2 separate regions of the Homo sapiens genome follow, and region 1 is linked to region 2. A link is a loop called in an ENCODE intact Hi-C map of the cell type or tissue named here. Cell type or tissue: mesothelial cell of epicardium. All regions are shown on one strand. Each heading gives the region's core, and the rest is flanking DNA. Links, peaks and the distances in the headings are about the cores only. Region 1 holds the start of BPIFB3 (BPI fold containing family B member 3). Region 2 overlaps LOC105372714 (a long non-coding RNA gene).

Region 1 (15,906 bases), core at 8,457-10,956, 100 kb after region 2:
GCTACAGAAACAATTTCCATAGGATAAATGCCCAGTTGATTTCTGGGGCAGTCAAGCCCTAATCCTTTACTCTCTAAGCAAAATCTGCTATCAGGAAAGGATGTCGTGTTAGTCATTCACACTTTAGTGTGAATTTGGACTCAACTGTTCAATTGCAGTTGCCTGGAGAGCTGTATTGAGAAAGATTCTGGACTCCATTCATGGTCATCAGGAAAGAGCTACAATGATCAAAACCCATGAGAGCGTCACTCACCTCAGGGAGCAAAGCTGCCAGGTCTGTAGTTGTCAGTGGGACATCGCTGGGAACCTGGACCCCCAATGGGAGAGAGGGTTGGTGAGCACAGAGACAGAACAGGAATCCCTCAGCACACTCAGAGCAGTTTCGTTCACCACTCTTCCCCCTACCCTGCCAATTTCATACATATATCACTACAAACACTCAAGTTTGTTCTATCAGCTAGCAATTACTGAGCACTTACTGCATGCCAGACAGATGCTAGGGGCTCTGCACGCCTTTGCTCATTTCACCTTTACAACAGCTCAAAGAGGTGGGTGCTACCATTGCCCTCATTTAACAGATGGAGACACTGAGGCTGTTGCCAAGGGTCACACAATTGGTAAGTGGTGACACCAGGATTTGAACCTGGGCAGGCTAACTTCAAAACCTTTTACTCTGCCAAGGCTCACGATCTAAAGGCCCAGGGATCTGACCCCAGATCTTTTTGCCTTTTACCCAAATAGTATTTTCAAAAACTATGAATTTATTTCTAGTATTTATAAATCAGGAAGTCACATGTAAATTTTTCAGTTTCTGGCTAAAGAGTTGGAAAATCTGGTCACACTGAGCCTGCACCCCCTCCCCTTGTGGCAGCTGAGTGGCAACTGCCTGAGAAATGGGGCACAGGGTCTCCAGTTCACTATAGTCCCATCAGGCTGCTAACTGATGGCCCAGCCTCCGGGGGCCCTGATGTTTGAGACACCCCCCGCCCACCGAACTACATATGCCCACTTCTCAGAACAGCCCTGTTCACACAGGATAAGCATACATGCAGCACCAGGACGAGGCCTCTGACATTCCTCTCTCTTGCCACGATGCTCATATGCAAACACCCAATGCTCCTATACACACACCCACATCCGCAGGCCGCTCAGACATGCACGTTCTTACACGCAGAGTCTCTGCCTGGCTATGACTACCCCCATCCCCCAGCTGGAAGACACCCTCTCCCCAGCTCAGGGTCCTGTTCCAGCCTCCCAGAGGCCTTCAGAGTGCTGTCTGGACCCCACTTGCAAGAAGTGAGTGACCAACCCCTGTTTCCTTGGGCCTGAGCTACAGGTGGGGAGCCCAGGCTGAGACCAAAATAAATGTCTCTGGGTGGGGCTTCTGGGGTCTGGGCTTTCCAGGATGTCAGAGGGGCCAGAATGGACAGAATGGAAGTTGGGAGGTACTAGAAGCTGCAGAACAAATGTTTGGGTAACTCTTGGTACAATCCAACCCTAGTTTTCTTCCTTCCTTCCTTCCTTCCTTCTTTCCTTCCTTCCTTCCTTCTTTTCTCTCTCTTTCTTTCTTTTTCTTTTCTTTCTCTCCTTCCTTCCTTCCTTCCTTCTTTCTCTTTTTCTGAGACAAGGTCTCATTCTGTGGCCCACACTGGAGTGCAGTGGCGTAATCACAGCTCACTTCAGCCTTGACCTCCCAGGCTCACATGATCCTTCCACCTCAGCCTCCCAAGTAACTGGGACCACAGGCATGCACCACCATGCCTGGCTAATATTTGTATTTTTTGTAGAGATGGGGTGTCTCCTGGGCTCAAGAGATCCTCCCACATCAGCCTCCCAAAGTGCTGGGATTACAGGCATGAGCCACCCTGCCTAGTTTTCTTTTCTCCCACTCAAATCTGCTCTTGAGAAAGCAGTGGAAATTTTAGTGGTTCACACTTTAGTGCTTAGACTCTAGAAAGGCTCATCTGATACAGGTATGGAAAGTGGGCTTCATTCCACATGCCAGTCCTGACCAATTGAAAGTGACCTCCTGGAGTGCCAAGTTGAGAAGGATTCAGAAGTCCCAGTCAGGTTTAACCAGGTAGAGGACCACGATCGATTAGCAATGTCTCCCCTAAGTATAGGAGTGGAGAACAGCAGTGTACACACTCTAAACTTGTTCAACTCCCTTTTATTATAGAGAGGAGGGCTCAGCAAGGCTGATCAGGGCCTAGGTCAACACTAGTAATGCCAAGGCACAGCAGGGCAAGGAGCCCCCATCCCCATCCCCCGGGCACCACACTCACCAGCTCAGGGGTGATGTCCATGTCGAGGGCGCCGTTGGTCTGCAGGAGTCCAAACGTGGTGTTGAAGAGGTACAGTGGCACCATCACCTGGGATGTGTGGTCCTTCTTGGGGGGCACCTTGGCTGGGGCACGGGACTTGGGGAAGTCAATGATATCACCAGCTACACTCTTCACGATAGGCTGCAGGGGCAGGAAACAGGGCCGAGGAGGGTCTTAAGGTGCTCACCCACCTGCCTTGATCCGGCATCCCCTATCTAGCCACCCCCAGCAGGAGGAGAGGCCCCTCTGGTTACTCACGTTGATGTCCAGTTCTATGTACTGGTTGGAGATGAGAGGCAATGTGGCCAGAGAGAATTCCACGGACCCAAGAGCCCCAAGGGACACCAGGCCTGCGTGGGAAAGTGGGGGCGAGAACGACCCTATAAGCCCAGTTCCCAATCATAATAGCCCCTATTTCCATTTATTGAGTGTCTGCTGAATGCCTAGCACTCTACTAAGCATTCACTTGGCTGCTACTGTCATCCCCATTTTACAGATGTGGAAATTGAGGCTTAGACAGGGGAAGTCACCAGGCCAAGGCCACACAGTCACGGTGTTCAAAACCAGGATTCCTGTTTTCCAGAGTTGATGCCACTAACACACTGCTACCCTGCCTCTCTTACATAACACCACCCATAGAGACATACCGGCCCCAAGTTTTCTATTCTTTTCCTGGTTGTGCCTTTTTATATTTTCCCAAACCCATTTTGTGAACACAGAAGGCACTTGTGTCTCCATAAGGCACAGAGAGACTGGGGTCTGCTGTGGCTGCGGGGCCTTGGGTTCCTTACTTGAGCTCTCTGGGCCTCGGTCATCTAGTCTGACCAGGTAATCATTATATCTTCCCCCTGTTTCTGACAGTGCCAAGCGCACACTAGGTGCTCAGTAAGTGTTGGTCTGCAGCACCCAACATAGAGAGAACTGATGGTTCTGGGTCTGCATGCCCTGCTAGGCGGCCTCAGCCCAGGCCTCCTCCATGAGGCTCCTCAAAGGGGCAGCCTGTCAGTGTGAGGAGGAACTAAAGGACCCTGAGATCCTGCCGCTTCTGGCTCCCCTTCGTACCCTACCCCATTGGGGTCATACAGAGACGGGTAGAAGGGGCAAAGAGGAGGGCATTGAGCCCTGACTTACCCAGCACAGCCCCCAGGAGCTCATTCACCACACCCAGCACACTGTCCACCACGGGGCACAGCTGTGTCAGGGAGACACATGTTACAGGGCAAAGAAGAGCTCACTGCGAGGACAGCTGCATGTTCTTTAAATGCTTTGCTATCTGCTGCTATGTGGTGCTGGGGACCAAGGCAAGGCGGAAGGCAGAGACAGACAGAAGACACACAGGTGGGAGGCAGGGAAGGGGCTGGGGGCTTGAGGTGTCAGAGGGTTGGGTGGCCCCCAAGCTGTCTTCCCTTGGTTACAAGAGCCCCATTAGAAAACCCCTAAAGGTGGCTGGGGGACCACGGGAGACACATTTCAGGGGCTGGTTTGGGCATGCGGACAAGGCCTTCACCTGAGGAGGCAAAAGCGGCTTTGGTTCCCCATAAAGTCACAGGCCATCCCCTGCCATTCTACGTGGGCACTGGGAAGCCTAGGATCAAGACCCCACAGAGGGGCACCTCCTCTCCTCCACCCAGAGAGTCAGGCCTGGATCTGGAGTGTCCATTCTGCATATCACCACGTGTTCATTCCTAACCCCTGTGCTAGGAGAATAGGGAGCAAGTGGTTCAACTTTCAGAATCCAAGTCTGGGAATCACAGAACCTGAGTCCCATAGCCCACTGGAGTGGGAGCCTCAGAGAGGATGCAGTCCAGCCCCTTCATCCTCCAGCTGAGGCCAGAGAAGAAGGTGGCCTGTCCAAGGTCACAGCTGTATTCAGAGAGACAAAAGAGGGCTGTCACATGTCAAGTGGGGGCCCCAAACTCCAGGATTTCTGGGGTCAGGCAAGTCACAGAAATGAGAGGAGACCAGAGGGGCTCTGCTGGGGATGGAGAAAGCAAACCCTCTGAGCACCAGATGGGAGGTACCAGAGGTACTTCCCACTTACAGGAGGGAGGTATCAGGCAGCCAGGATGGCTGATTGCAAAACAGAAGCCAGAAATCTGGACTGTTACGAGAAATCTTCAATGCTGAATGTTGGCAATGAATGCTCGTTTTCAAAACCTCTTTGTATCACACAAAACCTAGCTGCTGGCCAATTGCCCCAGAGACTAAGTTAGGGGCTGCCGTTGAAATGCACCTTCATGCCCTGGTGGAAACCTGCCTGACATGGTCTTGCTTAGGGGCCCCTCCTCCTGCTAAGCTTCTTTTCCAAACTGGCTTCCTCAAGCCCAGGGCAGTTTTGCCAACCCTAGGCTCCCATTCTTCTGCTGCCCCCAGCAGCGTTCGCAAGAATGCACAGGGAGAGCCAGCTAGGCCGTGGGGTCAGGAGGCCTGACTGCCCTTTGCTGTCTATGTGGCCCTCCCCTCTTCCTCGGTGATATGGGGTTTGGGCCAGACCAGCTCTCTCGAGTGCAGAAGCCAGGATGTTCTGGGGCAGGCCATGGACAGGCATCCTTTAATCTTAATATGTTTAATTGTGATGTATGAATAAAGGTACATGTGTTTTTCTAGACATGATTGCCAAGCACAGGGCTCAGTTTAAAATCACCAAGTGATCCAATTTTCATTTCACGCTAATTTAAAGAAAAACATAAAGTTGGTACTAATACAAATGGCAGAAACAGAGCAGGGGTTCTTACCCTTCTTAGGAGCCTACGATTTGGGAGCAGGGGACCCAGGCCGAAAGGATCGTGTCATCCACCCCCAGACTAGCAGGCGCGCCAGGAAGGCCGGTCAGCAGGCCCGGATGGGATTACCAGGTGGGTGTGGAAGGGAAGTACAGCCTAATCCTGCCTGGCGCCAAACTTCACCCAAAACCAGAGGGGGAAAGAGGCCCAGTCCTGGGAGAGGGCATGCTGGCACACGGCCCGCACACTCACCAGTCCCGGAAGCACCTTGAAGAGCATCTGTTCCACGACCCCAAAGAGTGGTGTGGGCAGCAGCCTGAGCAGAGGGAGACACATGTGGGTGCGGCTGCCAGGTGGACGGTTCAACCCAGATGACAGGGTCGGGCGGACACTAGGGGCTCTGGATTTCTCCTCTCCCTTCTCTTGGGGGTGGTGTTGACTGCGGCTTTGGAGACCTGAGTTAAATCCTGGCTCCTCCTCCCGAGGGGACCCAGGGGATGGCTTCATTTTCCCCAACTGTACAATGCCCACCTTAGAGAGCTGCTGCTGCCCGGGTTACATGGGAGTGTGTATGTGGCTGGTGTAAAATCTGTGCTTGACAAATGTCTGTCTCCTTTGTCCCTCTAACAGTTGTAGACAAGAGACATTTAGGCCTAGGACAATGGTTGTTATTGAGCCCCCAGAGTGGGGGTTCAACAAGTATTTGTTAGATGAATGAATGAATGAATGAATGAATGAATGAATGATGGCCTGAGGATAAGTGCATGTAGACAGGCTCAGGTCTGTTTGGAGACCATGGGGTGCAGGATGGCAACCACAGAGCCCCAAACACAGGACACCAACACCATCCTGGGAACCACTGGAATTTAAGGAGCCCAAAGCCCTTGCCTGGAATCCCTTTCTTAGGGCCCTCGTGGAGACAGGAGCAACCCAGTTACCCTGTTCCTGGGAGCTAACACAGAACTGCCTGATGATCCCCCACTGCTCAGAGTTACCCAACAAAGATGGAGCAGGGGCCGGGATTGGGATTGGGCCTGGAAGGTGGACACAGAACGGGGAGACACAAGTGGGAGGCAGCTGTGGGCTGGCTCAGAGTGCTGGCAGAGGCCTTGGACCCAGCCAGAGCGCAGCCCCTCTCCATCCCTGCCGGATCTGTGCGTGTGATCCTAGGCAAGGAGACCTCTGGGCCTCCATGGTCCCATGAAAGTGATGATTGAGAGGTCAGGCACGGTGGCTCACACCTGTAATCCCAGCACTTTGTGAGGCCAAGGAGGGCAGATCACTTGAGGTCAGGAGTTCGAGACCAGCCTGGCCAACATGGTGAAACCCCGTCTCTATTAAAAATACAAAAATTAGCATGGTGGTGGGCGCCCGTAATCCCAGCTACTTGGGAGGCTGAGGCAGAAGAATTGCATGAAGCCGGGAGGCAGAGGTTGCAGTGAGCCGAGATGGCACCACTGCACTCCAGCCCGGGTGAAAGAGTGAGACTCTGCCTCAGGAAAAAAAAGAAAAAGAAAAAGAAAAAAGTGATGATTCAACAAGGTGTAGGGAGGGCCACCTGGACAGATCCTGGGAAGAGACTGAAGTCACAGCCCCTTCCGAATCATCAAATCCAGCTCCACATATACAGATGGGGACATGGGGGCCCAGAATGGGGAGATAGGGAGTGGGTCTCCCTGAGGTTACACAGCAAGTCAGAGGCAGAGTTGGGTCTCATGTGCTGAGAGCAGGGGCTGAAATCCCGCAAATGGAGGGATCCCAGCTGACCCTGGGCCCGCTCTGGCGGAGAGGGGACGGCAGGATCCCGTGAACCAGACTAGAGGAATTGCCCAGGAGTGGGTGGCACAAGCTATGGATTAAGCCGGAGTCCCTGTCAGTGGTGGGACTCAATCTGTCGGTCTGTGAAGTGGGTTGAAACCGGCGGGACAAGCAGGGGTAGGACGAGTTCAGGCCCCCGCAGCTGGCAGCTCCAGGGAGACCTGGGAGATGCCCAGATGGGTGCGAGATGATCCTGAGCGGGTCAGGGTTGCAGGCTGGAACCTGCAGACTCACCCTGAGAACAGGCTGATGTGGCCCAGGAGCGTGCTGCAGCGCTTGAGGATAAGGATGGGTGTGCCCCTTGAGCTCACGGCCAGCGCCACCCGCGATGTCACGTTCACCTCCGCAGCCAGCTGCAGAAGGCCACCAAGGGGGCTGCAAGAAAGGACACTGGGGGTGTGGCCAGGCAGCCAGCTCCCACCCTTGGCCCCGCCCACCAGGGTGGCCCTGCCAGTGGCCTAGGCTCTGTGCCCCCTTCTCAGCCTCTGCCTCCCTGCCCCATTTTGCACTTCCCTGCACCCTCTTCCCTGACCCTCTCAGGTGAGCCTGAGCGGTGGGGTCCGGGTCTGGAGGAAGAGCGAAATGGAAGTCCCTGGGGAAGGGCAATGGCATAGGATCCAGGGGGGAAACAGTAGGATTGGGAGTCCCTTGGGGAGGAAATAGGGTGAAAGGAAATGGGGGATACAGAGGGGTGGGAGTGGGGGGACAGCAGAGTAGGAGTCTCCAACAGGTCAGGGGGTGGGATAGGAAGCAGGAGGGTAGAGGTCCCCAGGACACACTCACCCAGAGCAATGCATGCCCACTTTGGTGTGCAGGCTCAGCTGCACCCCAAATCCCGGCAGCAGCTTCAGCAACACCTTTGGCAGCGTGAGCTCCTCAATCTTCAGACTAGGATGGGAGTCAGGGAGAGGGTTGCTCACTCCCAGACATCCCAGCCCAGGCGGCGCCCAGAGTGGCTCTTGGTGGTGTCCCCTATCTCACCTCAAACCCACAGAGCCAGCTGCGAGCCCTTGGCCCATCACTTCATCTCTCTGGGCCTAGTTTCCTTATCTGTAAAGTGGGGCGATACTAGTTCCTACCTCACAGGAGTGTTGCAAAGACAAGTGAGATAATTCGAGTGCAGAACCTGGTACGGTGTGTGCTCAACAAATGTCCTATCATCATCACCGCTAGAGGCTCAAGGAATTAAAGTTTTTCCTCACTCCATCCCCACAGTCTCAGCCCTGGTTTGGTTTCTGGCCTTGACATTGCGCCCTGCTATACCCCTGCACACTCACACAAATGCAACCCGAGTGGGTTCTCAAACACGACTCCTCACAAGTCATTACTCTCTGTCCTCTGGGTCTTTGCCCAGGCCATTTCCTCTGTCTGGAACACACTTCCCTTGACCCTTCTTCCATTCTGCATCCCTCTTCAGCTTGCTGACTCCTCCCAGTTCACGTGCACTCCTCCAGGAAGCCTTCCATCCTGGTTTTCTGCCTCGGGCAGATGCCCTCTGAGCGCCTATCCCACCCTGCCTGGGCTGCCTCCATCACTGCCCTGAGCCCATGGGATCTTCGCTGTCAGACTCCACCACCTATGAGGAGCTCTTCAAGGCACGAACAATGCCAAGCTCATGTCTGAGACTCCAGCCTCACCAAGAAAGCGGATTTCACAGGGGAGGGAGAGTAAATATTGCATTAATAATAATAATAATATCTATCCAACACTTACTCTCTGCCCGGCTCTATTTCAGCTGCTTGGCACAGATTAACTCACTGTCCTGGCAACAACCCCATGAGTAGCTGCTAATACTGCAGCCAGTAAAAGGCAGATGGTTCAAACTCCAGCTCTGCCACTAACTGACTGGATGGGCTTGGGCTAGTCACAGTGCTGCTGTGCCTCGGTTTCCCCATCTGTAAAATAGGGACATTGACCACACCTACCACAGAATGACACACAGCGAACCTCGAGCAACATCAGCATTTACCAGCCTGCTTTCCGGACATTATGTTCCGTTTAGGGAAGTGAACACCCATCAGCCCTTCTTTCCGCTCCCAGTACCCCATTGCCTCCTGTCCAGTGACTCTTCTCCATACACTGGGCTTCAGCCTTGCCTGGGCCCTGTTGTTTGACCTTCCCCTAATTCACCCACCAGCCATAGACTGGTTTCCACTGGACTTGACCAGGCAGTATGGGCTGTGATGAAACACACAGACACATTCCCATCTCCTCCCCTAGCTGGGTGAGCTTGGGCAGGTCACTTCACTGCCAGGAGCCTCTATCTCCTCACCTGTTAAATGCAGTTCATAATAGTCCTACCTCTGGGCTCAGTGAGATAATTCATTTACAATGCACAGTGCTAGACACACAGAAAACCCTGAATAGGTGCTCATTGAGTTAGTGCATATTAGCTATAATGTGATGCTCTTCATTCATTCATTCAAAAATACTTTTTTTTTTTGAATGAAAAAAAAAAAGCTGTGTTCTGCAATCCTATGTTTAGGAAAACATTGAGACCACAGCAGGAGTGTTCTGGAATCCTATATGAGCAACAAACTTTCAGACCCTAACTGCAGTGTTCTTTGGTCCTGTGTGAGGGACAAACACTCATACCCTAGTAGCGGTGTTCTGGAATCCTATGTGAGGGACAAACATTCAGACCACAGCAGGAGTGTTCTGGAATCCTATTTGAGGGACAAACATTCAGAACCTGGTAACAGTGTTCTGGAATCCTGTGTGAGGGGCCAACATTCAGACAATCGTAGCAGTCTTCTGGAATCCTATGTGAGGGACAAACATTCAGACCCCAGCTCACGCCTGTAATCCCAGCACTTCGGGAGGCCGAGGCAGGCAGATCTCCTGAGATCAGGAGTTCAAGACCACCCTGACCAACATGATGTAACTTCTTCTCTACTAAAACTACAAAAATTAGCCCGTCGTGGTGGTGGGCGCCTGTAATCCCAGCTACTCGGGAGGCTGAGGCAGGAGAATCGCTTGAACCCGGGAAGCGGAGGTTGCAGTGAGCCGAGATCATGCCACTGCACTCCAGCCTGGGCAACAAAGCAAGACTGTGTCTCAAAAAAAAAGGGAAAAAAAAGCTTTTTGAGCATACACTGTGTCCCTATTTATGATCCCGGGGACACAACAGTGAATAAGCCAGACAAAAATCCTACCCCTCCTGGGGTTTATAATCTAGCAAAGGAGACATAAAATAAACCTGTAAAATGTATGGTGGGGATAAGAAAGGGCTAATCAGCCCACACCTCTTTTGAGCGGACACCTGGAGGAGGTGAAAAAGGGAACCATGCTGATAGCTAGATTAGCCCAGAGAGACTAAGCAACTTCCCCAAGGTCAAACAGTGAGTAACTAGTGTTGACCCCAGAGCTGGAACCCTCAACCACAGTGGCATTCTGCTGTTCTTGTCCTGCCAGGCATGCAGTAGAGTCATCATTTTTAGACCCGGATCACAACCCTCCCACACAACCTTCACTGCCTATTGGACAAATTACAAAGAGACAATCTCTCCTCAATTCCTGGAAGCAAAGCCAAGTCTTCCTGTAGGGCATGCAGCAGGTGGGACTCACCCAGAGAGCTCCTCGACAACGCCAAAAACCCCTCCGTGGCCCAGCAAGCCGCCTCCTCCAAGCAGCCCTCCTGAGCCCAAGAGGCCCCGGTTCACAGCTGTGACCGATCCCAGCACATTCTGCAGAATGGGCTCCCCAACCAGTGAGTTCTGGATGGCTGCAGAGAGAGTGGAAGTAGGAAGGTACTAGAAACTCCAACCTCACCCCCAGGACCATGGCAGCTGCCTCCTTCCTCTGAGATTGAGTAGGCTTCTTTTTAAAAATGGAATTAACCCAGAGGTTACACTCAAATGGTGGAACCCACTAAGCCATAACAGCCTCTTACTCCCACCGCAGGGCCTGTGGCCACCCTCCCTGCCTGGCATGTGGGAGGTACCCAGTAAGTGTTTGGAGAATGAATGAGCAAATCTCATAACAATCCCTTCATTTTACCAGTGGGAAAACTGAGGCTCAGAGAGGGGCAGAGACGTGTCCAAAGTCACACAGCAAATTGGGTTGGGGTCAGTAGTGTAACTTGGCTCCTGATCCTGGACTGCCCTACAGCACTGAAAGGGAGGGCAAAGAAGGGGGAGCTTGTAGCCACCAGGGCTCAATCAAGTTGGAGGAGATGGTCTCTGCTTCTCTCCTGGGCACTCCAGGCCTGACTCTGTGCAGACTGTGGGAAGGGCAGGATGGAGGAATGGCCCTGTAGAGTAGAGGCAGGCCAGGGGGCCTCTCTGAAGCATTTCCTGCTCATGACCAATCTACTCTATCCCTGAGACTGTCACCACAGGCCACCGGGCTCTGTAGTACCAAATGCCAAGTACAGTTCCCTTACCCTAGTGATGTGAGGCAGAGACACTGGCCCAGCTAGCACCCTCCCCTCGACCTCTTCAACCTCACTCTGTCCCTGTCCCTGAGCCACACACAGTCCCCAAACAGCCTCAGCCCATATCACCCAGTCCACCTCCCGTAAGAGGGAATTCATCGCCCATTCAAGCCTGCAAGGGAAACTTTCACTCCTGCACAGCTACTCCCAGGAGAATGTGCTCTCTAAGCAGCTGAGAATCACAACCTGCTCTTATCTGCTCTTAAAGCAGATGCTCTAAGCATATAGATTGAGTCGTTGACATTGCAGCAGCCCCCTCACAGACTGCCCACCTGGGGCTCACCTTTGCCGAGTTCATCCTTGTCAATCCGAGCGAGCGTGCCCACCGTCTCTAGCAGCTCCTGGCATGGAGTCGCCAGGCCCCAGAGCAGAAGCAGGGACCACAGGGCCAGCATGACTGGCTGCATGCCTATAAGGAGCAGAAGGAGGAACTCTGAGACCCTTCTCCTGCTCAAGCCTTTCCCCTCTCTGTTCCCATTATCAGCCTTCCCCCTTCCTGCCCACCTGGCACAGCCCAAATTGAGCTTCACTCCCAGGAAAGCCTTCTCCTCCCAAATGTAAGCAGAGCTAACACGCAGGTGGCACGGTGCAGCTGCCAATGCACTCAAGTCTCCAAGGCACTTTCCAAGCCTCTCCCTCATTGGGTTCCATTTCTCAGCTGGGAAAACTGAGACCGAAAGGGGTAGGGGACTAGACCAAGGCCACAGAACTAATCAGAGACAGTCAGAATTCAAGCCTGAGTCCATCTGACATAAAAATCTTCATCCTCAGAGGCCCAGTGAGCCTGGCCGGGTGTCTGGAGTGACAGCTGCAGACAGAGGGGCTTCCCCCTCCAGGACAGCAGGATGAGAGCTTTGTTTCCAGCAGCTGCTTCCCACTGGCTCATGAGGCTGTTTCAGAAGGTCTAGCTGACTGGGGACACCCAACACTTAGACTTAACATGTCTTATCTTTCTCCTTCCCCCACCTCCACCCCAAATCTTGTTGAAAAAGGGAATGGGGTGGCAGGTGGGGGCATGGCTAATCTGCTAAGTTCACAGAGTGGGATTTTTCTTTAAGCAGTTCCGTATTTGCCCACCCAATCACATATCCATCTATGCCCACCCATCACTCCTGCTTAAACCCTTCAGTGGCTCCCCGCTGCCCTGGGTTGAAACCCAGGCTTCTTGCCATTACCCACAAAATCCCTGCCTGCCTTTTTGACCTCCTTGAGCTTAAACATGCCAGGCCCCTTCCCACCCCAGGGCCTTTGCACATGCGGTTCCTTGTTAGGAAGGCTCCTCCCTGCTTCTTTGCATGGCTGACTCCTTATCATTGAGATTCCGGATAAACATTGCCTCCCTGGAGAGGCCTCCGTCCTTCACTTTGTCTAAAGAAATCCGTCTGTCACTAAACATCACGCAGAATATTTACTTTAAGGTGCTGATCTCCATTTGCAATTATGCATCTGTTTGTGTCCTTATTTCTCTTCCCTGTAAACTCCATGAAGGCAGGGACCATGTCTAAGGCCTCTGTGCGTGGTTGTGTGTCAGAAGGGGTCCCTGCTGAGGGGGCAGGGGATAGAAATTCAGCAGCATGTCACTGGCCAGGAGAAAAATGGGCACTCCTGGAACTCTCTCCATAGGATCATCCTATGGACAGGGATCCCCTGCCCACCCCTCCGGCTGTGAATATATACAAGTCTTTGCCTCTCTCTGGGCCCCAGATCTGTAACATGGTTTTTCTCTTCATCCACCCTCTTGGTACCCCCAGTCTCCTCCTAGGGTGAGTTCTTTCCGTGCCCATCATTCATATGGGAGGGCAGAAGGCAGTGGGGTCAACGGCTGGGCGTCAGGACAAGAGCAGGGCTGCCTCAGGCTGTCTTACCCTTGCTCCTGCAGCTCCACAAGGGGTAGGTGGGGGCTCCCGGCCTCCTGTCGGTTCCTCCACCCACGCGAGCTGAGGGGTGGCCCTTATATGCCCACGCGGCTCTGAGGACACAAAGGGGCCACGGCCGCCAGAATCCCGTCAATATGTCATGTCAGAAGCAAATTGCGGTTTTCCCCGAGGGCCTGGGCTAAGCCTTCCTCCTTGGAGGCGAGTAAGGGGACTGGGGTCGGTGCCCAGGAGTGGGAGTGAAGGCGTGGGGGCTGCACAGGCAGCCACCTCCCTCAGAGCCAGGGGTGAGGTGTGGGGCCCTGCCACCTACCCATTCAGCCACCTATTGGGCTCCCTCCAAGGCTCCCCAAGAGCCATTCCAATGGCACAGAATCTACCCTGCCTACCCCACCCCTTCCCCAGCGAAGGCCTACGGAGGGAAAGAAGGGACTTAAAGCTGCTGGGTCTTCTACCTTCCGCCACCCTCCCCCCGCACCAGGCCTCACATGGAGAGGGCTATGGGCCTGGAGACAGGGACTCTGGGCACACTTGGGGGAGGGGCATCAACTCCACCCCCACCTCCCAAGGCTCAGTATCCCCAGAGTTCCAGAGCTTTGTCCCCTTTCCGAGGCTGGTGCAGATGACAGCGACGAGAAATGCGTCCATTCATTCACTCCACTGCAGGCATTTGTGAGGCACCCACTGTCTGCTAGATGCTGGGGAAATCGCTGTAAATAAAAGAGACAATCTCCCCTGCCCTGAAGGAGCCGACTAGTGGAAATGCAATGCAATTTAAAACTTTCTAGTAGCCACATTTTTTGAAAGGCAAAAAGAAACAGGTGAAATTAATTATAATAGTCTAGTTTATTTACCCCCACCAAATCCAAAATATTCTCATTTAACATATAACCAACAGAAAATTATGAATGGGGTACTTTACTTTCTTTTTCTCATACTAAGTTTTCAAAATCTGCTTACAGCACACCAAGATTTGGACTTGTCGCACTTCAGGCAATCGCCTTGTATGGCTATTGGCTGTCATATTGGAAAGCACAGCTCTGAAAGGGACAAATAAGCACATAATACAGTAAGTTGGGGCTGGGCGCGGTGGCTCACGCCTGTAAACCCAGCACTTTGGGAGGCCGAGGCAGGCAGATCACAAGGTCAGGAGTTCAAGACCAACCTGACCAACATGGTGAAACTCCGTCTCTACTAAAAATACAAAAATTAGCTGGGTGTGGTGGCAGGAGCCTGTAGTCCCAGCTATTTGGGAGGCTGAGAGAGGAGAATGGCGTGAACCCAGGAGGCGGAGCTTGCAGTGAGCTGAGATCACACTCCAGCCTGGGTGACAGTGAGGGACTCTGCCTCAAAAAAAATAAAAAAAAAATTATATATATATATATATATATATATATATATATATATACACACACACACACACACAAATTAGCCAGGCTTGGTGGCGCATGCTTGTAATCCCAGCTACTTGGGAAGCTGAGGCAGGAAAATCACTTGAACCTGGGAGATGAAGGTTGCAACGAGCCAAAATTGCCTCACTGCACTCCAGCCTGGGCGACAGAGTGAGACTCCATCTCAAAAAAAATACAGTAAGTCGGAAGCTAACAACAAAAATAAAGCAGGGAAGGGGCTCAGGAGTGTGGGGAGTGGGTGCCATTTTCAATAGCGTGGTCAGGGAAGGCCTCATATTGAAGCAGGGGTGACTTTTGACCAGAAGGAGAAGAGGGAAGGAGTCAGATGGCTGTCTGGGAAGAGCCTGCTGACCAGAGGGACCCCCACACAAAGGCCTAGGGTGGTGTTCCAGGAACAGCAGGGGGGCCATGTGATTGGAGGGGAGTGAGAGATAGGTGGTAAACAATGTGTGATGAAGCCCTGGAAGCTACTGTATGGATTTACAGACTTTGGCTTTCATTGGCAATTCCTCTGAAGGCACCAGCTCAGGCATCCCTTCCTCCAGGAAGCCTTCATGAGCCCCAAGCTGCATGAGGTATCACCTCTGAGCTCCCACAGTCCCCTGGGATTTCCTCTCTCAGAATCTGTGACATGCCAAGCTGTCACTGTGTCTGTGGCTCTGTGAGTCTGTGGGTCTGTCTCCTGCGTGGGGCCCTGAACCTCTGCCTGCTAAGATGGGGAAGAAGGATGGCATTTGCCTTGTTTACCTCAATCATCTCTAAAGCCCTCACCCTACAATGTTCATTCTGATGACTTTAGGCCCTGGACCAGGTTACTCAACCACACCACACTTTTTTAAAAGATAAACTTTTTACTAAAATCTAAACCATGTACACAAAAAGGGGCACAGATCACAAGTATACAGTGTGATGAATTTTTACAAATGGAGCCCTCTCAAAGCCCTCTTTGTGTCCCCTCCAAGTCACTGCCCTCCTGGTGGTGACCACTGTCCTGACCGCTAACTCAGTGCTGAGTCCAGCATGCTCCTGGGGGTCACTAAGTGCAACCGCTGTGTGCTTTATGTGCGTGGCTTCCCTGCTCCCATTGTGTGAGGCAGTGACTGGGTCTTCTTTGCTGTGTACTACTCAATTATGCGAATCCCTACAGTTTGCTTATCCATTTTCCTGTCCAGTGGTGCCTGGGCTTTCCAGGTGTTGGCTATTATGAATGAAGCTACTATGAACACTCTTGTTTGTGGACATTTTTTTTTCTTTGAGACAGAGTCTTGCTCTGTCACCCAGGCTGGAGTGCAGTGGTGTGATCTCAGCTCACTGCAACCT
Region 2 (15,906 bases), core at 6,630-9,129:
GAGGGGGTGGTCCTTGGTCCTTGTGGGTGAGGACTGGGAGAAGACTGAGAATGAATGAATTGGAGAATGTCCTGGCAGGAGGACCCATAATGACCATCCGGTCTAACTCCGTCATCATTTGGAAACTGAGGCTCAGAGAGGGGAAGCCACCAGCCTGGGGTCATTCAGCAAGACAGGGACCGAGATGGGTCTAGAATTGTGGCCCACAAGGAGTCAGACAGCCTCCCAGGGGTCCTGCCCCCAGGGGTCTGCACCCGGCAGGTGCAGCAGATGCCTGGCAGCTGCTTGTGCTGACACTGGGCTTGGTGTCCCTAAAGGGCACTTTAGATGCACTTTTCTGTTAGTCTTTATGAAAACTCTGTAAGGCAGGTTTTCAGAGCTCCATTTTCCAGTTGAGAAAGCTGAAGTTCAGAGAGGGAGGTGGCTTGTCCATACTTGCAAGGACAGGAACCAGGCATTTGGGCCACCAGGGAAGACCCTTCCACCCATATCAGGCTGAGGTCAGTTAGCAGAGAGGGAGAGTCCCTGGGCCTGAGTATCCTGTTTTTGCTTCGGCCACTGATGTTTGGGTTGGTTGTAACGCCTGCTGCATTGGGCCTGTGTCAACCCGGAACAGCACAGGAAACTCGGGTGGGTGCCCACTTGGCCTCAGGCTGGGAAGGACTGGCACAGAGCTCAGGGTCACCATAGGTCTCTGCCCTTCTGCTCACCCACCTGCAATTCAGCAAGGACCTGGGGGGCCTGTCCTCAAAATGATGCAACCAAGCAAACGGTGGGACAAGACCAGTGGCTCCAGGAGCTGGCTGTTCCTACACTGACCATGGCTCCACTGTTACAGCACAGAGCTGGGCGGCTGCAGGAAGGTGATGGCCAGGCCCCAAGAGCCCAGACCATTAGACCCCTGCTGCAGTCTTGCCTGTGGTCTTGAATGGTTGTCACACCTCCTTCCCTGGCTGCCTGACACCGGGTTCTCCAAACGTCTGAGCCCCGCTCTTCCCCCAGTTGTGAAGCACAGAGCCAAGGGCTGTGCTGAAATCTTGTGAAGGCAGTTTGTCCCAGCCCAGGAACATAGCCCAGGGTGCTGAGCATGATGCAGTGACCTCGAGACCTGGTGTTGGCCCAGGCCTCAGTTGCCTCATCTGTAAAATGGGTAAACACGCTGTTCCTGGATCTCAGAGGCATGGTGGACAGGCAAGGACCTAGGAAATCAAAACGATGGTGAGGGGCTTTGAGGGCAGTGCTCAGAGCCTGGCACTGGGCTTGGGCTGTCCTGGGCATGAATACTCTCTCTCTGCTGGTTGCTGGCCATGTGACCTGGGCCAGAGACCGCACCTTGCTGAGCCTCAGGCTCTTTATCTGTGAAATGGGACTAAGAACAGTGCTCACCTCAAGGGCATGCTGTGAGGTCAAATTAGTGTAATACCCATGAAGGCTTAGCATAGGGTAGGCCCATGATGCACGGCAACAGCAAAGATGGCGAAGAAGATGCTGATGAATATGTGCGCATATGGTCCCGGCTTACGATGGTTTGACTTCAATATTTCAACTTTACTATGGGTTTACTGGGACACAACCCATTATAAAATGAGGACCATCTGGCCAGGCATGGTGGTTCACACCTGTAATCCCAGCACTTTGGGAGGCCGAGGCGGGCAGATCACCTGAGGTCAGGAGTTCGAGACCAGCCTGGCCAACATGGTGAAACCCTGTCTCTACTAAAAATACAAAATCTAGCCGGGTGTGGGGGCAGGCATCTGTAATCCCAGCTACTCTGGAGGCTGAAGCAGAAGAATTACTTGAACCCAGGGGGTGGATGTTGCAGTGAGCCAAGATTGTGCCACTTCACTATAGCCTGGGCAAAAGAGCGAAACTCCGTCTCAAACAAACAAACAAAAATAAAATAAAATGAGGAGCATCTGTCATAAGATTAATATTATATAATATATAATATAGGGTCCTTGGTGGGTGGGGAGGTTGGGATCCTCAGAGGTCACCCGAGGTTCAGGCTGGCTGGTCTGAGTCATTCCGGAAAAAGAAACAGTGACAACTCCTCCTGTGTGCTCCTCCTCCTCCTCTTCTTCCCTCTCCAGGTTACACAAAGTCTTCTCACATAGAAGATGTTTGCCTCTTAGGGACAAAGGCCCCAGCCATGAGGGTCGCGAGATGAATTTCTTATTGAAAATTCCCAGTGAGGCATTAAAGATTAGCTGTGCCAAGACTAGGACATCCTACCTGCTGCGTGACTGCTAATCCCCAGCTGGGGCAGCTTCCTGATCCCACTGGCCCAGCCTTAACCTCCAAGCTGGTATCTTTTTCCATACCTGGCTCAGTGCCCTGGCTAGAAACAGCCTAAGAGGTCATGCAGCCTACTGAGACCAGAGAAAGCGAGTGACAGGGCTGGGGTTGCATGAGGGGCCAGCCAGGCTGGGGGGTGCTCAGCTGACCAGACTGCCCACTGACCTTCCTTCTCCTGTGGACAGAAGCAGCCCCCACCCCTTCTCCAGATAACAAACACACAGGTGTGCACTCCCATTGCACCCATCAAAGATAATTGCCTTATTTTGCTAGTAAAATTGCTGAAAGGCTTGTCACCATTTTGCCTGTGAAATCAGTCAAGTACGAATCATCCATCCAATTTCTAGTAGGTCCTGGTTTCTCACACTTGAACTGCCTACTCAGGAATTCTGGGCAAATAAGAAAGATCAAAGCAACAAAACCTGTTCACACGTTACTGTCCTTCCTGTGACTGCTAAATAGAGCAATTAATAAAGTTGTCACAATGTTACAGTCTGAAGACCTTTAATTCAACTTTTGGTAATTTTGACTTTGCCGGGTTTTCTTCTGGTGACACAGTTTATTCTTTCAGCGCTCAAGTATTTCCCTAAGTCCCGGATTCCACATCTGGACACTAATAGACCCCTCTCAAGTCCTGCCTTTAGAATATGGAGAGCCACTTCCTATGGACTGACAGATGGAGGGGGCCTTGCCCCACTGCAGGCTGGAGTCTTCTTCCTCCTGTCCCATGGAATGTTCCCTGAATGCTTCATCCAACACTCCCAGAGAAAATTTAAAGGAGTTTTCACCGGGTCAGGGTCCTCCCCTGGGTCCTTTGAAGTCTGGGCACCTTGTCTTCGTTCACCTTCGTTCCCCCAGAGCTGGCACAGGGTCTGGTCTACAGCAGGAGTCAAATGATGTTTGTGGCAGGAAAGAAAGGAAAAAGAGAGAGAGAGAAGGAGGAAAAAAGAGAGAGGAAGGAAAGAGAGAGGGAGGGAAAGAAGGAAAGAGAGGGAAGGAGGGAGGGAAGAAAGGCAGGAAAGGAGAGAGGGAAGGAAGAAAGAAAGAAAGAAAGAAAGAGAGAGAGGGGATGTGGAGAGAGAAGAAGAAAGGGAGGAGAAAAGGAAGAGAAGAAGGGAGGGAGGGAGGTCAGCCACGTCTCGCCAGTCCCACTCTCTGAGGGCAAGACCACAGCATCTCCGAGGTCCCAGTACCCAGCACAGGGTCTGGTTCCCCTCATGGGCATTGACTTTCTGTCTTCCCCAGGTGGGTGGGCCTCTTGACATGAGCGAGCTCTCTGGGTCGCTCCCTGTTCTCACCTCACTCCCTGGAATTTGGCCCCTCAATCTCTCTGTGCCCTCTCTCATCTTCCAGATCCTCCCTGCTAAAGTGGGCCTGGCCCTGTATCTAGTCATCTGTCCATTTATTTATTGTTCATTCACTTTACAAGTGCAAATTATTTTCTGCTGGAGCCACTCATGCTTTTGACAACCCTTTAGTGGGCACCCCAAGCCCTGTGATGGGGTCAAAGATGTCTGAAGCTCAGTCCTTGTCCCAGAGACAGGCCAACTCCAGGGCAGTAGGTGAGCTGATTCGATCGGCCCATGTCTGGCAAGAAGGCATATTCTCTCCATTTACTCCTCCCAGCAACCAGAGGCAGGGACTGTCTTATTCCCATTTTATAAACAAGGAAACTGAGGCACAGAGAGGTAATGTGTACTGCCTAAGGTCACACACCTAGTAAGTGGCAGAGCTGGGGCTTGAACTCAGAAAACCTGGCTCCGGAGTCCATGCTCTGAGCTACTCACAGTGCACTGCCATTTATACTGTACATATATATATATATATATTTTAAACAAAGTCCATCTCGGCTCACCGCAACCTCCACCTCCCGGATTCAAGTGATTCTCCTGCCTCAGCCGCCCGAGTAGCTGGGATTACAAGCATGCACCACCACACCCTGCTAATTTTTGTATTTTTAGTAGAGACGGGGTTTTACCTTTTGGCCAGGCTGGTCTCAAACTCCTGACTTCAAGTAATCCGCCTGCCTTAGCCTCCCAAAGTGCTGGGATTACAGGCATGAGCCACCGTGCCCGGCAGCACTGCCATTTATATTCTAACAGTCGGAATCCTCCCTGGGCTGTGTGGGTCCTTTCGATTCATCTCCATTGCGCTAGCACCCCCAGCCCCAAGCCTGTGTCAGAGAAATCCCTTCATAAAAGCTTACTGGTTGAAGGGTTGTGGGTTAGCCCTTTCTCCTCCGCTGGACTGGGGCTCCTTAAGGTTGGGGATCATGATTCTGCCATCTGTGTGTCCTCAGCAGCCAGCCTGGGGCCTGGCTTTTGGTGGATCCCAATAAATACCACAATTAATTAAAGTGAGAAAAGCAAGTTAATCCACAGACTGAATAGATGAATGTAGATGAGACCCAGAATCACAAGAAGAGTCCTTCCTTCCCTCCACCCACCCATCCTGTCATTCATTCATTCGTCACACACTTACAGAGCGTCTCACCTGGGTCCTGTCCTGTGTGGGGCTCTGGGCCCCACAGAGCACCCCCACATGTGTCCATCCTTAGACCCCACCAGCAGGGGCAGAGGCCAACACGCACACTGACAATTACTTTCCACAAAGCAGGTACAGTTCTTGCAAATTTTCTGTGCATTGATGGCCCCAAGCAAATGGGGAGCTGCTGTCCCTGGCACAGTGCCCAGCCCTGGTGAAGGTCCTTCCTTTAAGCACTGAATGGGGTCGAAGTTAGCACTTTGGGAGTGAAAGAGGAAGTGCTATGACACTGTGGGGTAGGTGGAGACAGATCATGTAGAAGACAAATGATGGGAGGATTCCAAAACGTGGCTAAGTCTGGGTATATTTATCTTGCAGGGGCTTTGGGTAACCAGCCAGACCTCAATTTGGGTCCTAACCCTGCTGCTTTCTAGCTGTGTGACTCTGGAATGGTGGCATTGCCTCTCTGGGCCTGCATTTCCTCATTTGCAAAATGGTGACCATGATCATCTGCCTGACATAGCTGATCTGGGACTTAAGCCTGGAAAAGAGTTAGCCCAGTGTCGGGCACATCATAAGTGCTCAGTAAAGATAACTCAGAAGTGCTGTGCCCAGCGGCAGGATTAAGGGTGGGAAAGAGGGCAGAGCCTCATTCTAGATTCCGCCACTGGCCAGCTGTGTGATGTTAGGCAAGGCATGGCCGCTGTCTGAGACAGTGTCTTCTGCTCTCTAAAATCGGTGCTAATCCTGGCTAGTAGGGACTGGGGAGGCATTAAATTAAAGGGGGAATGCAGAATCCTGGAGCATCGTGTGGTGGCCACTCAATCAAAAGGGGGAATAAAAACCATGGGAGAGGCTGGGCACAGTGGCTCATGCCTGTAATTCCAGCACTTTGGGAGGCCAAGGCGGGTGGATCACCTGAGGTCAGGAGTTCAAGACCAGCCTGGCCAACATGGTGAAATCCCGTCTCTACTGAAAATACAAAAATTAGCCGGGTGTGGTGGCAGGTGCCTGTAGTCCCAGCTACTCGGGAGGCTGAGGCAGGGGAATCATTTGAACCCGGGAAGCAGAGGTTGAAGTGAGCCAAGATCTCACCATTGTACTCCAACCTCGGCGACGGAGCGAGACCCCATCTCAAAAAAACAAAAAAATCAAAACCATGGGAGAAGTACCATAGCTCCTTGTCTTTTCGTCCGGGACCCTCGAAGGACTTGTTTCTGTGGGGTCTTGGCTTACCACCTCAGACTTCTCTGTTTCTGCTGGACAATTCCCAAAGCCTCCTCTCTGGCCTCGCAGAATTTCTTTGCATCAACTCTTCCCAGTGCCAAGGGCCAGGTCTGAGGATGTCACCCCCCTGCAAATTCTCCCCATCCTGCAAGCACCTCTTATATAAAGCCTTCATTGAGCCACCCAGCTGACCTTTTCTCACGTTCTGCCTTGTCATTTTTGAACAGGTGTCTTCCTTGCCTACACACCCACAGCTGTCTCTTCTCCATTGTCAACTCCAGGAGGCCAAGTTCTCTCTGGGGTTCATCTCTGGTTTCCCACCATGGCTTGCCAATAAACTGAAATGTTTGTCAGTTGCATTTGTCAGGATTCTTTGGGTTATATTTGTAATTGAAAACACAACCCAAAGTGACTTAGATGTGAAAGAAAGTCATTGGCTCATGTAACTAGCAGGCCAACGGGTTTCAGGCATGGCTGAATCTAGGTGCTCAAAAGAAATCTCCAGGCCTTTGTTTCTTTCCATGACTTGGCTTGGGGTTTCTCCTCAAACTGACTTCCCCAAAGAGGTGGCAGAGATGGCCACCAACAGATTCAGGTCCACATTCTCTCTTAATAGTCTAGCAGAAGAAAGTATGTCTTTCCTAATATCTCTTCACAAGTTCTAGGACTGATTCCCATTGGTCCTGCTGGGGTTACATGCGGAGCAATGAACCAACCAAAGTGGCCAGGGTGAAGGAAGCCACTGGTTGGCCGATTTGAAAATATTACATCTGCAAAGAGGCAGAGGTAGAATGGTCAGAGGAGGAGGAGGAGGAGAGCCAGGGGAGTAAGGCCAAGGGAAGAACTGGATTCATGGAGGAGGAAGTGGTATGTGTGCTATGGTCAAGATGAGGCTGACCTCATCTATGATCCATTGACTTCCTCTACCTGGTGATCACGGAGGACCTGGTAAGGCCGAGTTTGGTGGGGCAACCAGTGGAAACAAGATGGGTGGTGGGGTGGATGTATCCAAAATAAGCATGCTGCTCAAAGGGTGGCCCATGGACCGCTGGCCTCTCCCTAGTTCAGACCAACTGCTCTAGAACCTGCATCTTAACAAGAGCCCAGGTGGCTCATTTGTGTGTTCAAGGTGGAGAAGCACAGCTCTAAGGAACTTTGGCTGCGAAGGGACGAGAGAGGGAAGGAGGTTGGTGGAGGGAGTGTGGAATTACAGAAGGGACCTTTATTCTTCCTGAGAAGGGAGGGACTTGAGCAAGTTAGGTGTGTGTTCTTAACAATGGAAAAGGTGGGGGGAGGGGATGTTTTATTTAACTTTCTGGTCACCATGTAAAACTTAATATGTTGCAGGACACTGTTGCAGATTTGCAGGTCAGATTCATATCAAATGGGACCTGGCTATGCTTACTGCCTGAAAGAATGAATGTCGTGATGGTGATATTTCCCAGGAGCCTCCCATAGTGGATCCTGTGGTGACCCAAGTCCTCGCCATCCATCTGAGCATTTATTGCTGGACCAAGAACAGGTGCCCTGGGCCTGTGGAGACTCAGGAACCCTGAAGGCCAGCTCCACTTGCTTCTTCTCTGCCTTCCTTGTGCCACCCTCAGGCTCCACGTGACTCTCCCCGCAGCCTGCAGGGCCCTCAGGTTGTTCACAAAGGCGGTCCTGACGAAAAGGTTGAGAAAACAAACATGGTCATATGTGTCATCAGCCATGCACCCAAGTGACACTAGGGAGGCCCAGTGTGGACTGAGCTCTGGGTGGCTTTGGCTGGGGCATGGGGAGACACCCAGGAGCTGAGGGCCCTCTTCTTGCTGCAGGGTCCACCCCCGCAACTCCAGGAGCCTCCTGGATATGGCTTCTTGGCTGTTGCACTGCATTTTTCTCCAGAGAACCAGGGGACCGTGAAGGCACTCCACTTCAAACATCCCAATCCCTGTGGTATCAGTGGTGAAACTGAGGCCAGAGGGCATGGGAGACTCAGCCAAGACACAGTAGGGTCCCCCCTGCTCCAGGCCCCAGACACCCACCACCTCCTGCAGCTCCTGCTCGCTGCCAGAGGATCTAGGTGTGAAGCCCAGCTCTGCCTCCTTCCAGCTGTGTAGAAGTGGGCCAGGCAGCAGCTAACCTCACTGGGCCTCAGTTTCCTCATCTGCAGAATGAATATGTATCAACAGCTGCCTCTTAAGGGGGGTAAAGGGCGGAATGAAATGATCCATGGCTGGGCATAGGATAAACAATCCACAAAGAGCTAAGGTCTATTCAAAATATTATTGCTATCATTGGCCCCATTTTTCCCCTTTGGAGCCTGAGGCACGAGAGGTTATGTGTCCTGATAGGCTGAAGAGCTGGGATTTGAGCCGAATTCTGACTCCCCAGTCAGACTCCCCAGTCCATCCATGCAGTCCCATCACCACTTTGAACCTCAGTCTCCTCATCTCTAAAATAGAGATAATGATACTGCTGACCTTGAGAGGTGGCTATGAAAATCACATGCGATCCTGAAAGCCAAATGCCCAGCACAGTGCCTGGCATAAAAAATAAAAATAAAAATAAAATGCTGCATTATGCAAATATCCTTAAATTCTAACAGGTATGAGAAACATGGAGTAGCAGGGTCACAACTCTACCTTGTGGCAAAATCTGAGAACTGTGCCTGCTCTCACCCCAATCCCTCCGCCTGGGAGCCCTGCCGGTGCCCAGGCCATACCTGCTGCTCCCTGTGTGTGGCCAGCAGCGGGAGAGACGTGGAAGGACAGGCAGTGTCCAGCTTCTGTCACTGTGCTTGTCTACGGGGAACAGGGAGAGGCAGAGAGTGTGATTGTGGGTTCTCACAGCCCCTTGCGGTTCCCCACTCCACACCTTAGCTCAAGCTGCCTGTCCCCTCTGCCTGGTGGTGTTTAGACAATCTGCCAGTGGTCATATTTGTTTAACAGTCAAGGAAACTGAGGCCCAGTGAGGTGAGGTGCCTGGCCCACTTCTGCACAGCTGGAAGGATGCAGAGCTGGGCTTCACACCCAGGTCCTCTTGACAGCAGGCAGGAGCTGCAGGAGGGGAGAGGTGACCGGAGCCTCAGGCAGGGGGCACCCTACAGTGTCTTCGCTGAGTCTTCCATGCCCTTCTGGTCTGTTTCCCCCATTAGTACCACAGGGATTGGGGTGTTTGAGGTAGAGCTGCTTTACCACCCTCTGGTTCTCTGGAGGAAAGGTAGAGTGCAGAGATGTGGTTAACTGGAAATGCAATGGTTCCAGGTAACTTTACATTTAGCGCTCATTTCCTTTCATTCTTTTTCTTTTTCTTTTCTGTTTTTGAGACAGCATCTCACGCTGTCACCCAGGCTCTGAGCATAGGCTTTCTTCATGCATTTTCTCACAATTTTCCTATAAAATAGGTGCCATTCTCACTCTCATTTTGTGGAAGAGGAACCTGAGATTCCGAGTCATTGGAAGGGTGGAATTTGAACTTAGGTCTACCTGACCCTAAAGCCTGTCCCTTTCACTGCCACACCAAAAAGCCATGACAGGGGCCACCCAGTTCCCAACACACTACTGCATCATGAGAGTTTCATGCAATTAAAGGATGCAGGGCTTCAATCCTGTGGACCCAGCAGGTCCAGCACCTCTGCTCATTCCCACCCATTGCCAAGGTCTTGGAGTTCCCAGGATCTCTAAGGCCAAGATTCTGACCTTCTGGAATTCTAAATGTATATAATCTTGGCATTCTTTACTTTATTTCCCTTGGCAGATCCTAAAGTGAACCTTACTCATTGAGAAAGTGGCTTGGGAGCACCTTGCTTATGCAGGAGAGGAAAGCAGAGTGCAGAGATGTGGTTAATTGGAAATGCAGACAGTCCAAGGGTTCCAGGTAACTTTACATTTAGCACCAATTTCCTTCAGGTCTTTTTTTTTTTTTTTTTTTTTTGAGACAGGGTCTTGCTTTGTCACCCAAGCTGCAGTGCAGTGGTGCAATCATGGCTCACTGCAGCCTTGACCTCCCCAGGCTCAGGCCATCCTCCCACCTCAGCCTCCCAAGTAGCTGGGACTTCAGGCACACACCACCACACCCAGCTAATTTTTGTATTTTCTGTAGAGATAGGATGTCACCATGTTGCCCAGGCTGGCCTCAAACTCTTGGGCTCAAGCGATCCTCCTGCCTCAGGCTCCTGGAGTGCTGTGATTATAGGCAGGAGCCACTATGCCTGGCCTCTACTTCCTTTAGTTCTAACAGACTTAAAGTCAGGCTTGTAACCTGGCTTCATACATCTTACTGCAAGGCCATTGACCTGCTGGATGGAACATCTCATCAGCTTCAGATGGTCCTCAAGAATACTCAAATCCTAAGCTATAAATCCGACCATCTGTCTGAAGTGGAAGGGGCATTCACTTCCCTTCCCCTGTCAGGCACCATTCCTTTAGTCTGCTTCTTAGAGGCTCTTCTACCTCCATCAGCTCCATGCTGAATTACCTTCCCTTGGGAAATTTCCCAGCTTATCAGCTTTGGGCATATCCAAACATAAGCTCTAATGAAGGAACTATTTGTGGTTTGGCTGCGGGAAATCATTGGTGGGTAGATCAAGGTCACAGCCACTTAGAGGGGAGTCCCACAGTGATGCTCCAGCGTTTGAACATCCTTACCATAGTCTTGGCGGGGTCCCATGCTCATCCTAGAAATAGGAAGACTGAGGGGTCACTGCAACCGACAGCACAGAAGACATTAGAAGACGCCACCATGAGAAAGACTTGTTGCGGCCAAGGTTTTGCCCTGCTTTTCACCTTCCCAACATTCTTATTGAAAGAAAGGCCTTTGGAGACTCGGCACACTTTACAGATGAGAGGAGAGAGGCCCAGAGAGAGGGTGGGGCTGGCATAAGTTCTCCCAGAGAGTTAGTGTCTGAACTGGGTCTTAAAACCTAGGTCTCAGGATGCCTGGCTTAGGGCTGTTTCTGCTCACCTTTTCTGGCTTTCACCATAATGTTGGAGAAGTCCCAGAGAAACAGCAAGAGGGCTTAAAAGCTTCCCTGTCTCCCCAGGGGAACAATAGGCTTCCCCGCCTGCTTGGGGGAGAGGAGTGTCCCATCTTTTCTCCTGCCTCCTGCCTGGTGCCCAGCCTCGGTGAGAAACTGAGAAGTGGCACAAGGCACCCTATAACGGCAGTTAGTCCAGAAGTTTGGTCCAGGACAACTCTCCTTCTTTGCCTACCTCCCTCCGCTCTTGCCTCAGCAGTAAGCATAGGAGATTTGGGAAATGTAATGAAAGCACAGTGATTTTTTAAAAATTCCTCCAGACTCAGAAATCAGTTCTGGAAAGCTTCTCACAATAGAGCAGTGGGCTATCCCAGGAATTCCAGCCCTGCATTCTTCACCAAAAAGTGGCATAGCCCAGGAACGTAGCTATAACACCAAAACCGTAATAACCATAACGTTTCACTTTAACACCAAGGGAAGGGGCTAGTCCTGAGTCCGATGGTAATGCCTTCTTTACGGAGTCAGTTATTTCAATAACAGACCACAGTAGTGAAATATTTTAGGAATTTCACTATAATAGTCTTCCCTGTGGGGCAGGCTATCCCAGGAATCCCACAGCACTGATCATTATGGAATGGGAAATTTCAGCAATTTCACCAGAAGACTAGTCATCCTGGAGTGCGTGATCACAGGAAGCTCATGATAAAACCCTTCACTGCGCAGTAGGTCAGTTCAGGAGACCCACCCTAACACTGATCACTGTAGAGTGGGCTATCCCACGAACCTAACACTGGCCACTATGGGATGGACACTCCAGAGATCCCTCAATAACAAGAATCACTACGGAATAGGATGGCCCTAGAATGCATTGTAACAGTAATCATAGTGGAGTGGGCTATCTCAGGAACCACACTGCAACACTGGTCACCATGAAATTGACTATTCAGAAACCCTGCTTTGGTGCTATTGATCAGGGCACAAATTCTGTGTCAGGTAGGTGCTCTGAGGTCCTACGGTTTTACACCAATGTTTGAGGAAGGACTGTCCTGCCCTGAAGAGGGAGGCAGGACTGGGAGACAGTGGGGTGGATATGAGAAAACAAAACTTACTTTCAAGCAGCCAGTTAATGAAAGAGCCTGGGAAGTATTTGTCCTGGGGAAAAAACCAGATAGCCCACATTAGTTGAGCACCTATTGTATGCTAGACTATGTGCCTCTCATTTAATCCTCACAACAACCTTGCAATATAAGAATTATGGACAAGGAAAGGAGACTCAGAGATGGCTCTGCCCCAAGATCCCTGAAGGTTCTACTTTGTGGAACAAAACACATTCTCTGTAATTCAAGAATTTCTGTGAGTTAGAGGGGCCGGCAGGATTATGCTAAGGCTTGGGAGAAGCTGAGAGGAAAGGGATGCAGGCCCATCATGGACTTAAAACCCCCGAATATTGTGATGCCAAGTAACTCACTTAATTTAATATTTTAAACTAAGGGCAGGTTGGGCATGGTGGCTTACGCCTGTAATCCCAGCACTTTGGGAGGCCGAGGCAGGCAGATCACCTGACGTCAGGAGTTCGAGACCAGCCTGGCCAACATGGTGAAACACTGTCTCTACTAAAAATACAAAAATTAGCCGGGTGTGGTGGCGCGTGCCTGTAATCCCAGCTACTCGGGAGGCTCAGGCAGGAGAATCACTTGAACCTGGGAGGTGGAGGTTGCAGTGAGCCATGATTGCATCACTCCAGCCTGGGTGACAGAGCGAGACTCAGTCTCAAAAATAAATAAATACAAAAAATAATAATAATAAAGGTAAAGAGGAATAAACCACTAGTGTTTGAGCTCCTAGGCTGTGCTAGGTAAATAACCAAGCATGTTCTCATCTAATCATCATATTATATTCCACACACACTAGAATACCATTGATTAAGATATGCATTATTTAATGTGCCACTAAGAAATTTTTAAATTGCCAATTAAATTATGAAATGCCATTGAATATACAATGCATTCCAATTTAAGATATTTACAATGTAAGGAAAATGCACGTCTTGCAAGTGATGAATTAGCTTTATATGGGGAATGCTAATCATCCTCACCTGATAGAGGAAGAAACCGAGGCTTAGAAAGGTAAAGGGATTTGCCCAGGGTTGCACAGTCAAGCAGAAGCAGAGCCTGCCTGGCTCTGAAGCCATGGCACATACTCCCTCTTTTAAGGGGACAGCTGTGGGCACATTTGCTTGGGAGACTCAAGTGAGTGATGGGGCACCATTGAGCTAGTTTCAGATGTGAAGAAAATCTCAGAGGCGAATCCCAGAACATTCCTTAGGAGAGAAGCAGCTGCTCCTACCTGAAACTCCAGGCAGTGATACTGCTGAGACAACAGGGGTATTTGGGAGAGAGGTGAGAGGTGGTCCCTAAATAATCTGAGTAAGTGGACATCTGATGGAGACAGAGGGAGACAGGGGGCGACGGGAAGGGCGGACAAGAGAAACATAAGAGATAAGTCAACTGAGGTGGAGACTTATGAAGCTCATTCATTTTCCCTTGTCATCCATAGATTTATGCAGGAGACGGAGATTATTCCCAAACTGTTACATTGCAGCTATAAAGCCCACTGTCTTCTGGCTCAGACAGTGGAGCGTTCTCAACTTGGCATGTTGTAATCCATCTCTCTTCCTTGTCCAGCCATGAAGCTCTCCTTACTGCCTGCCTAACCAGCATCTTTCTACACATCTTCCCATCCATCCACCCAGCCACCAAGTTTTCCTTTTTTTCTTCCTTCTTTTTCATTCATCCATCTCTATAGCTTTTTTCTTCCTTCACCCATTCATTAATCCATCTATTATTTATCCATCCACCTAGCCACCATTCATCTTCCCACACATCCAGTAATAAATCTTTCCTTCATTCATTCACTCACCTCTCCAACCACCATTTATGTACACTTTAATCCATTCATCCTCCTATTCAACCTTCCTTCTTTCCTTCTCTTTCCATACTTTTCTCCAACTTTCTCCCTTTGCTTCTCCCATCCATCCATCCACATATTCTTCACCTTTTATCCAAGTTGCCTGCCTTCCTTCCTTCCTTCTTTCCTTCCTCCCTCCCTCCCTTCCTCCCTCCCTCCCTCTCTCCCTCCCTTTCTTCCTCTCTCCCTCCCTCCCTCCTTCTCTCCCTCCCTTCCTTTGTTCTCCATCCATCATTTCACATCCATACTTCCTTCTATTTAAATATCACTCATCCACCCTTCTATCCATACATTCTTCCATTCATCTTTTCATTTTTCTATTTTATCATTCATTCATACTTCTGTCCATCCACATTTCTTCCTTTCATCTCCAGTTCCTATGCCAACAAAGTTGACATGGTGGGTCTACTCTGTGCCCAGCAAGGACTATGAGACAAATACAAGAGAGAGTACAACAAAGTCTCAACCCTTAACAAGCTTCTGGTCTAGATTAAAGACACAGCCAAGAAACAGAGAGTTACTAAGCTATATGATGAATACCAGATGGGTGTGCACAGTCCTGCAGAAGTCCTCAGGAGGGAGTCCTTCTGCCTGGAGAGATCTGCAAAGGTTTTGGAAGGACAAATCATGGGAGTCACACCTTGAAGGGGTAAAAGAGTTTTCCAGGCACAGAAAGAGGGTGTAGGAAGTCTCCAAGAGCAAAGCCATTGTGTCTCAAAAGGGGCTGGCATGTATGGGGGTGGCTGAGGCCAACCAGCTGGAGCAGCAAGAAGAAAGACAAGACTAAGGCTGGATGGAGCAGTTGCAGGAGAGATCTCAACTGCCAGCCTTGGGGGTGTGCCCTTGATCCTCCTGGTCATCTGCAGAAGATTTTGATCAGAGATGTGATCCAGAAAAATCTCTCTGGCAGCCATGAAGGGGAGAAAGCAGGAGTGGGGGAAGGGGGTATGCAACGGTCTAAACAGATTTGGTCTCAAGCCATCGGCACAACTCACTTTTCAGAACGTTCAACTGTTGATAGATAATGTAGAACCAGAACTGGACCACTGGGCACAGCTGAAATACAGAGGAACAGAGATCTCGGTGAGAGGAGCCTTGGGCTACCCTTGCAGCCCAGCTGTCTCCACCTGGCTGTGTGACCCTAGATAGATCCTATCTCTCCATGGGCCTCCAGGTCCCCATCAAGGGACTAAATCAATCTAATCCAGTCTGAGCTCTGCCATTTTCTGCATGATAGAAATATCATCACATTACCACCATCAACATCAACCATTTCATTCAGGGCTTCTCAGTGTTGGCACTATTGACATTTTGGACCAGATCATTCTCTGTCATGCGTGGCTGTCCTGTGCCCTGTAGGATTTTTACCAGCATCCCTGGCTTCTACCCACTAGATGCCAGGAGCACTCCCCTAGTTGTGACAACCAAAAATGTCTCCAGATGCTGCCAACACCCCTTGGCATGCAAACTTGCCTTGAGTTGAGAACCAATGTTTTAATCAGTTTGAGCTCCACTCAGCAATGAACTATTTAGCAATGATAACAGCTAACACTTATATAGTGTCCTTGGGCAAGTCACCCCACCTCTCTGAGCCTTTTTTCTCATCTCAAAAATGGAAGGAATTATAGTCTACACCTCATAGCATGGCCATGTGGGCGACAAAATTATAAGCCTCAAATATTTAATTATTATAGCATTCTCTTTTCTTTTCTTTTTTTTTTTTTGAGATGGGGTCTCGTTCTATTGCCCAGGCTGGAGTGCAGTGGCGCGATCTCAGCTCGCTGCAATCTCCGCCTCCCGAGTTCAAGTGATTCTCCTGCCTCACCCTCCTAAGTAGCTGGAATTACAGGCACCTGTCACAACGACAGGCTCATTTTTATATTTTTAGTAGAGACAGGGTTTGACCATGTTGGCCAGGCTGGTCTTGAACTCCTGACCTCAAGTGATCTGCCCTTTTTAGCCTCCCAAAGTGT

The links. Hi-C counts contacts between places; a loop is a spot of excess contacts. Peaks named below come from ENCODE experiments on the same cell type or tissue, not always from the same donor. Only the 100,000 strongest peaks of a DNase experiment are listed, where the experiment ranks them.
Region 1: a loop joins it to region 2, with 10 times the contacts of the local background. A loop is called at or near these places in 1 of 110 quality-filtered maps.

What each region holds. Positions count from the first base shown.
Region 1 is chr20:33,051,225-33,067,130 of GRCh38, reverse strand. BPIFB3 (BPI fold containing family B member 3) reads right to left here and starts at 13,228. Exons shown (of 16, transcript NM_001376932.3): 1 at 13,166-13,228; 2 at 11,584-11,709; 3 at 10,433-10,589; 4 at 7,649-7,753; 5 at 7,100-7,240; 6 at 5,300-5,363; 7 at 3,456-3,516; 8 at 2,583-2,674; 9 at 2,286-2,465; 10 at 254-307. The coding sequence starts at 11,695. RefSeq lists enhancers at 12,874-13,407, 13,408-13,942. In mesothelial cell of epicardium, for the core only: no CTCF peak of the experiment used is centred there; no DNase peak of the experiment used is centred there.
Region 2 is chr20:33,152,008-33,167,913 of GRCh38, reverse strand. It overlaps LOC105372714 (a long non-coding RNA gene), which reads right to left. Exons shown (of 4, transcript XR_005647055.1): 3 at 12,076-12,118; 4 at 7,291-7,668. It also overlaps a transcript of BPIFA2 not described here. Among named protein-coding and RNA genes, the nearest start is that of BPIFA2, 8.2 kb to the left of the region's middle. RefSeq lists enhancers at 616-1,115, 1,116-1,617. In mesothelial cell of epicardium, for the core only: no CTCF peak of the experiment used is centred there; DNase peaks (open chromatin) are centred at 7,633 and 8,133.